Regions from separate parts of the Homo sapiens genome. Here region 1 is linked to region 2. The links are chromatin contacts, found by Hi-C or POLR2A ChIA-PET in ENCODE. All regions are on one chromosome and are shown on one strand. The core of a region is the stretch at or near the end of the contact, and the rest is flanking DNA. Distances in the headings are between cores, read along the strand shown.

Region 1 (3,158 bases), core at 303-2,802, 270 kb before region 2:
CTTATCGGGTGGTGCTGAAGACCACTTTCAGAGGGCAAGGCGGGGGACGGGGCCTGGGGAAGGAGGAGGGACGGGCCCCTAGAGGAAGGGGCTTCCGAGGGTCCTGTGGGCGTCCTGGAGGAAACAGGCCGGCTCTGAGGCTGGCAGTGTTACCGGAAGCCACACCAGGCTGCCTAACTTGGGGACACTTCTGCAAGTGCTGGCTCTGGAAGGGAATAAAATGATCCTGCCTTGGATATTCAGGGGTAACGATAATACTTCGGGAAGTATTTGCCCAAAACCCGAGGAAAAGGGGCAAGATTTGAAACAAAACTAAGTTTCAAGTCCAGGTTCTCCCTCTTACTAGTCAGGGACCCAGGTAAAGTTTTAAAAATCTGTGCTCAGCTGGGCGTGGTGGCTCATGCCTATAATCCCAGCACTTTGGGAGGCTGAGACAGGCGGGTCACAAGGTCAGGAGTTCGAGACCAGCCTGGCCAATATGGTGAAATCCTGTCTCTACTAAAAAATACAAAAATTAGCAGGGTGTGGTGGTGCGTGCCTGTAGTCCCAGCTACTCGGGAGGCTGAGGCAGGAGAATCGCTGGAACCTGGGAGGCGGAGGCTGTAGTGAGCTGAGATCGCACCACTGCATTCCAGCCTGGGCGACAGAGCAAGACTACGTCTCAAAAAAAAAAAATCTGTGCTCAGGTCGTGGAGTCAGAGATGAAACCACGCATGTGAAAGCAGTCTGAAACTGCAGTGCGATGTACAAATCATGGATGCTGTGTTTCTTGGAGAGGGACCCACAGAGCATGGGTTTCTAGGATCAATACCTAGAAACTGAGCAGTGACAGACACTGCATCGACAGAGTGAGGCGTGCGTTCTGCCAGCTCCCAGCATGCTCCTTTCCAGAGGACGAAGGCCATGCAAGGACAGAGGGCCGGAATTTTAAGAACTGGATGCCTGAGGATCAAGAAGAGAACGGCTCTCCAGTGCAGCCCTGCACAGCTGGCCCTTTCCCACTGAGGCAGGAGCAGTTTTGCAGAGGGAATCTGCTGGTTATGCAGCCCAGAAGCCCCTAACCCCGCCATTTCTCAGGGGTGCTCTTACAATGAGGTGTTTCTGCCTCACATCAATACACTGATGAGGCGGGTTATGGGCTGGGCTGCTGGAATGAGAGCTGAGCACGATGGGGAGCGGGTGGTCAGGGAGCCAGGCGCCGGCCTCAGATTGCAAGCTGCTCCCCCGAGCTGAGGAGGCCAATTAAGCAGGCAGTTTTCAAGCAACAACTGGCTTTAGCTGAAGGTTTTGACAAATAAACTGAGATGCATCGACCGCCGTCCACGTAAAGACTCAGCCCAGAGGGCCAGGGCAACAGAAAAAGCACTGGGTTCTGAGAATGAAGGCACCTTCCTTTGTTTTAACCACAGGTTCCACAAGTCAAATCGAAGCCCACACATTCACGGTGAAGCTCCTCAAACATGTCTCACGAGAGTGTAATGAAGCATCACTGACTCAAATCTCACTAATTCTGAATTTGAGGCATGCAAATCAGGGTGGGAGAACTTAGATGTGCCCTTGGTATCGGAGTCTGGCAACTATGTGGTGTATACTACCAGATGTCTGTTCTGATACGGTCATTATGCCAGGTGGGAACCACGGATGATGATGCCTTTTCATACCTTCATTTTCAGCGCTCGGCAGGGGTCATTTACATATCTGTTTAATACACACATTTTCACTAACTCAAACCGCCCCCACCCTCCCCGCAGGCAGGAACCTGGGAGCTCCCACTTCGCTGGCTAGGGGGACTGGGGTGGACTCTCTCGGCTGCTGCTCACTCGCCCAAATTACAAGCACACTTAGACCAAGGGCCTCGTTAAACAGAAGAGGAAACAAGACTTGAAACCACACACGCGCAGAACGGCAGCCAGCAGGCAACACACACTCCCTGCGTGGCACGGGCTCAGTGGGAAGACCCAGCAGGCGACACACACACATCCTGGGCGGCACGGGCTCGGTGGGAAGACCCAGCAGGCGACACACACACCCTGCATGGCACGGGCTCGGTGGAAGACCCGGCAGGCGACACACACACCCTGAGTGGCACGGGCTCGGTGGGAAGACCCGGCAGGCGACACACACACCCTGCATGGCACAGGCTCGGTGGAAAACCCAGCAGGCGACACACACACCCTGTGTGGCACGGGCTCGGTGGAAGACCCGGCAGGCGACACACACACCCTGTGTGGCACGGGCTCGGTGGAAGACCCGGCAGGCGACACACACACCCTGCGTGGCACGGGCTCGGTGGAAGACCCGGCAGGCGACACACACATCCTGGGTGGAGGGGCTTGGTGGAAGACCCGGCAGGCGACACACACACCCTGCGTGGCACGGGCTCGGTGTGAAGACCCAGCAGGCGACACACACATCCTGGGCGGAGGGGCTTGGTGGAAGACCCGGCAGGCGACACACACACCCTGCGTGGCACAGGCTCGGTGGGAAGACACGGCAGGCGACACACACACCCTGCGTGGCACGGGCTCGGTGGGAAGACACGGCAGGCGACACACACACCCTGCGTGGCACGGGCTCGGTGGGAAGACACGGCAGGCGACACACACACCCTGCGTGGCACGGGCTCGGTGGGAAGACACGGCAGGCGACACACACACCCTGCGTGGCACGGGCTCGGTGGAAGACCCGGCAGGCGACACACACACCCTGCGTGGCACGGGCTCGGTGTGAAGACCCGGCAGGCGACACACACACCCTGCGTGGCACGGGCTCGGTGGAAGACCCGGCAGGCGACACACACACCCTGCGTGGCACGGGTTCGGTGGGAAGACACGGCAGGCGACACACACACCCTGCGTGGCACGGGCTCGGTGGAAGACCCGGCAGGTGACACACACATCCTGGGCAGCACGGGCTCGGTGGAAGACCCGGCAGGTGACACACACACCCTGCGTGGCACGGGCTCGGTGTGAAGACCCAGCAGGTGACACACACATCCTGGGCGGCACGGGCTCGGTGGAAGACCTGGCAGGTGACACACACACCCTGCGTGGCATGGGCTCGGTGTGAAGACCCAGCAGGTGACACACACATCCTGGGCGGCACGGGCTCGGTGGAAGACCTGGCAGGTGACACACACACCCTGCGTGGCACGGGCT
Region 2 (3,467 bases), core at 216-2,715:
CATCACTAAAACAAAAATCAGAAAAATACAAGAAACAATAGGACCACTCCCAAAATCCTTAATCAACTGCTTCAATCAAGAAAAGGTAGGGTGGGAAAAAACTGTCAATCACTTTAAAAATTGCTACACAACTGCATTCATTTTTAAAGATCAGGTAAAAAATTTTCAAAAGCTAACGGAAACCTCCTAAAAAGTTTACTGGTACCAGGAGTTCCAGACCAGCCTGGGCAACATAACACTCATCTCTAAAAGAAACAAAAAATAAAAAAATTAGCAGGGCATGATAGACCACTCCTGGAGTCTCAGAAAGCCCTGTCTCAAAAAAAAAAAAAAAAAAAGGCCAGGCACCGTGGCTCATGCCTGTAATCCCAGCACTTTGGGAGGCCGAGGCGGGTGGATCACGAGGTCAGCAGATCGAGACCACCCTGGCTAACATGGTGAAACCCCGTCTCTACTGAAAATACAAAAATTAGCCGGACATGGTGGTGGGTTCCTGTAGTCCCAGCTACTTGGGAGGCTGAGGCAGGAGAACGGCGTGAACCCGGGAGGCGGAACTTGCAGTGAGCCCAGATCGCACCACTGCACTCCAGCCTGGGCGACAGAGCGAGACGCCATCTCAAAAAACAAAAACAAAAGTCTATTGGTAAGAGACACGCATAGAAAACACCACCACCACACTTGATTCACCTAGCACCTACCAACACCTCAAGCTTTACATAATGACTCACATTTCCAAAACCTAGATAATGAAGGACAATCAGATCCAGAGCTACACCAGTGCCCAAAGAGCAAATCCACCCTCCGTCTGACTCAGAGCTCCCTCTTACTGCACAGCTAGTCCGTGCCTGAGACATAACGGGCATTCGTCATGAGCAACTGAGCACAGATGGGTCTGTGACTGCCTCCCATGTGTCAGGCACTGTGCTGGGTGCTTTGCATTTTCAAATAACCTGGCAAGGTGTATATCACCAGCTCTATTTTACACCTAGGAACTGTAGCTCTGGAAGAGAAACGCCCAGGTGGTCTAGGCCTCACTGGTACCCAACTCTGTTTTGCAGCCGGTATGCCCCATTTGTGTTGATGATCACTAGATAAGAGACTTAAGACTATGCACTTCCTCTCGGCCATGGTCCAGAACTGAGACACGGTTTCCTCAACTCATCACGGACACAGTAACGGAAAAACCCTGCGCAGGCTCTCTAGCTCCCAGCAGTGCATTTTCACTGACTCTCACGTATCACCTGCTCTGTCACCCACCACCTCCCCACCTTCTTTTTTCTTAATGTAAAAGAAATAAAACCTGAGAGGTTATACACCTGCCATCACAAAGCCCCTCTCCCAGTAAAAGCAGGAGGATGAGAGCACATCCACTGCTGTCAGTCACTGCTCTCCTCAACACTGAGTTCAACGAAACAGCCTTTCTTCCTTCTTCACCCAGCTGAAAACTTAACTTTGAGAATTAGCAAAACTGCCCATAAGCCCCGAGCCCCAGGGCATCTGAGTGCTGGTGAAACATGGGCCATCCCACAGGACATGGATCGTCTTAACCGTCTTGGCCATACCTTACTCCAACCCATAAGAGAAAATCAGCCAGGTGTGGTGGCTCCCACCTATAATCCCAGCACTTTGGGAGGACGAGGCAAGAGGATCACATGAGCCCAGGAGCTAAAGACCAGCTGGGCAACATAATAAGACCCACCCTCTCAAAAAAAAAAGGGGAAAAAAAAAAAGATATGACTTGGCTCTGTGTTCTCATCTTGAATTGTAGCTCCCATAATTTCCACGTGTCGTGGGAGGGGCCTGGTGGGAGGTAATTGAATCGCGCGGATGGATCTTTCCTGTGCTGTTCTCATGATGGTGAATAAGTCTCACAAGATCTGATGTTTTTATAAAGGGGAGTTCCCCTACACAAGCTCTCTTGCCTGCCACCATGTGAGACGCGACTTTGCTCCTCATTCACCTTCTGCCATGATTGTGAGGCCTCCCCAGCCATGAGGAACTGTGATTCCATTAAACCTCTTTCCTTTATAAATTACCCTGTCTCTGGTATGTCTTTATTAGCGGCGTGAGAACAGACTAATACAGGAGGATTTTACCTTCTGGACCAACAGGGACAGCATCGTCAGCAACCCTGCTCCTGGAACAATTTTCTCCTGCTTCTCCTGTTCCATCAAAAGACTAACTCATTATTTTGTCCAAAGATACTATCTACATTTATGAAGACTGAGAAAGTTACTTTAACCACTTTTGTAATGCAAAGATATTTTATAGGTACTTAATATTTAATTGTAATTCAATGATGTTCTCACAGAAGTAACTCTGCCAGCATTCTGTATCTGCACAGCACATAAGCTCAGAAAAGTTCTGTTTCTATCCAAGTTAACATACAATTCTAATAAGTTTTTTCTTGCAACATACCTGCTACTTCCCCTTTGTGACTACAACTGTATTATACTTCAGCACTTGGTTGAAAATAGCTGATTGAAAGTGGTGATGTACATGTCAATATTCGCTTGTTTTCAGGTTTTTATTCCCCCGTCTGTGTTTGAGAGACATTAATCAGAAAGGAAAGGATAAGTTGGTATCTGTGCAGAAGAGGGTTAAGAAAGCAGGCCCCAGCAGCCCTCCTTTCAAAGCCCTGCTTACAGGGGTGGCCCGTGGCTGGGGTCTGCGGACTTGGATTTCTGGAGGATTCCCACCACCCTAACTAGTAAGTGGGGTTCGCTGTGCCTCAACTGTTTTCCAACAATATGGTTTATGCTGAATGCCTGCTTTCCTGCCAGAAGGCTGGGATTTTGGCAAAGGCTACCTGTCACCAGCCTCCAGTAAAAACCCTGGGGGCTAAGTCTCGGATGCGCTTCTTTGGCTGGCAACATTTCACTACCTTGTATTGGTCTACCTTGTTCTGGGGGAAATTAGCCCCTCCTGTGAGCCTCCATGGGGGCGGGGCTTTCAGAAACTTGTGCCTGGTTCCCTTCAGACCTCACCCCATGCACCCTTTCGCCTAGCTGGTTTTGCTTCGTTATCTTTCTACTGTAATAAATCATGCCCATGAGTATTAGATCCTGAGTCCTGTGAGTACTCCCAGTAAATCCTGGAAGCAGGAAGTGGTCTTGGGGACTCCACCCAGCACCACATTTGCACAACCAAACAATAATCAACTTTTCACCCCTCGTTCCCTTAACCCTTCAAAGGATGCACCAACCCCCACGAGCTTCTTGCAAAGCGCGCAGGGTCAAACACGCGTGCTTTCCCAGTTCCCTGAATTCAATGCGTGTTCGCACTTAGTACAAATTAGACCATCGCCTAGATGTGAAGCTCCCAGAAAAATCACCTTTTATGCCACGACCTCCTCATTCTGAGCTCTCACTGCTTTAGCGGTTTCTTGATAGGTTTCTCTTGGTTTGACAACAAGATAAATTAGATTTAAAATTATTTCCAATTTTACTCAACGAAGTCTACAGGTT

Evidence for each region. A loop is a pair of places that touch in the nucleus more often than their neighbours do. ChIA-PET counts read pairs that join two places held with the same protein, here RNA polymerase II (POLR2A). Pooled maps may share reads with other maps.
Region 1: a map with no recorded cell type shows a loop between it and region 2 (10-fold over the local background). The contact joins two enhancer-like sites. A Hi-C loop is called at or near these places in 1 of 168 maps with a recorded cell type or tissue (SK-MEL-5), 4 of 37 single-sample maps with no recorded cell type and 9 of 50 pooled maps. POLR2A ChIA-PET finds 5 or more read pairs at or near these places in 2 of 52 experiments (PC-9 and activated CD4-positive, alpha-beta T cell).

The regions. Positions count from the first base shown.
Region 1 is chr17:80,875,870-80,879,027 of GRCh38, reverse strand. All of the region lies in intron 13 of RPTOR (regulatory associated protein of MTOR complex 1), which reads right to left. Among named protein-coding and RNA genes, the nearest start is that of CHMP6, 110 kb to the left of the region's middle. RefSeq lists enhancers at 1-436, 1,654-1,703. Within about 2 kb of position 1,552, at least 4 of the 41 ENCODE cell types and tissues checked have a DNase peak (open chromatin) inside an H3K27ac peak, as active enhancers do.
Region 2 is chr17:80,603,181-80,606,647 of GRCh38, reverse strand. All of the region lies in intron 1 of RPTOR (regulatory associated protein of MTOR complex 1), which reads right to left. Among named protein-coding and RNA genes, the nearest start is that of RPTOR, 60 kb to the right of the region's middle. Within about 2 kb of position 1,465, at least 2 of the 41 ENCODE cell types and tissues checked have a DNase peak (open chromatin) inside an H3K27ac peak, as active enhancers do.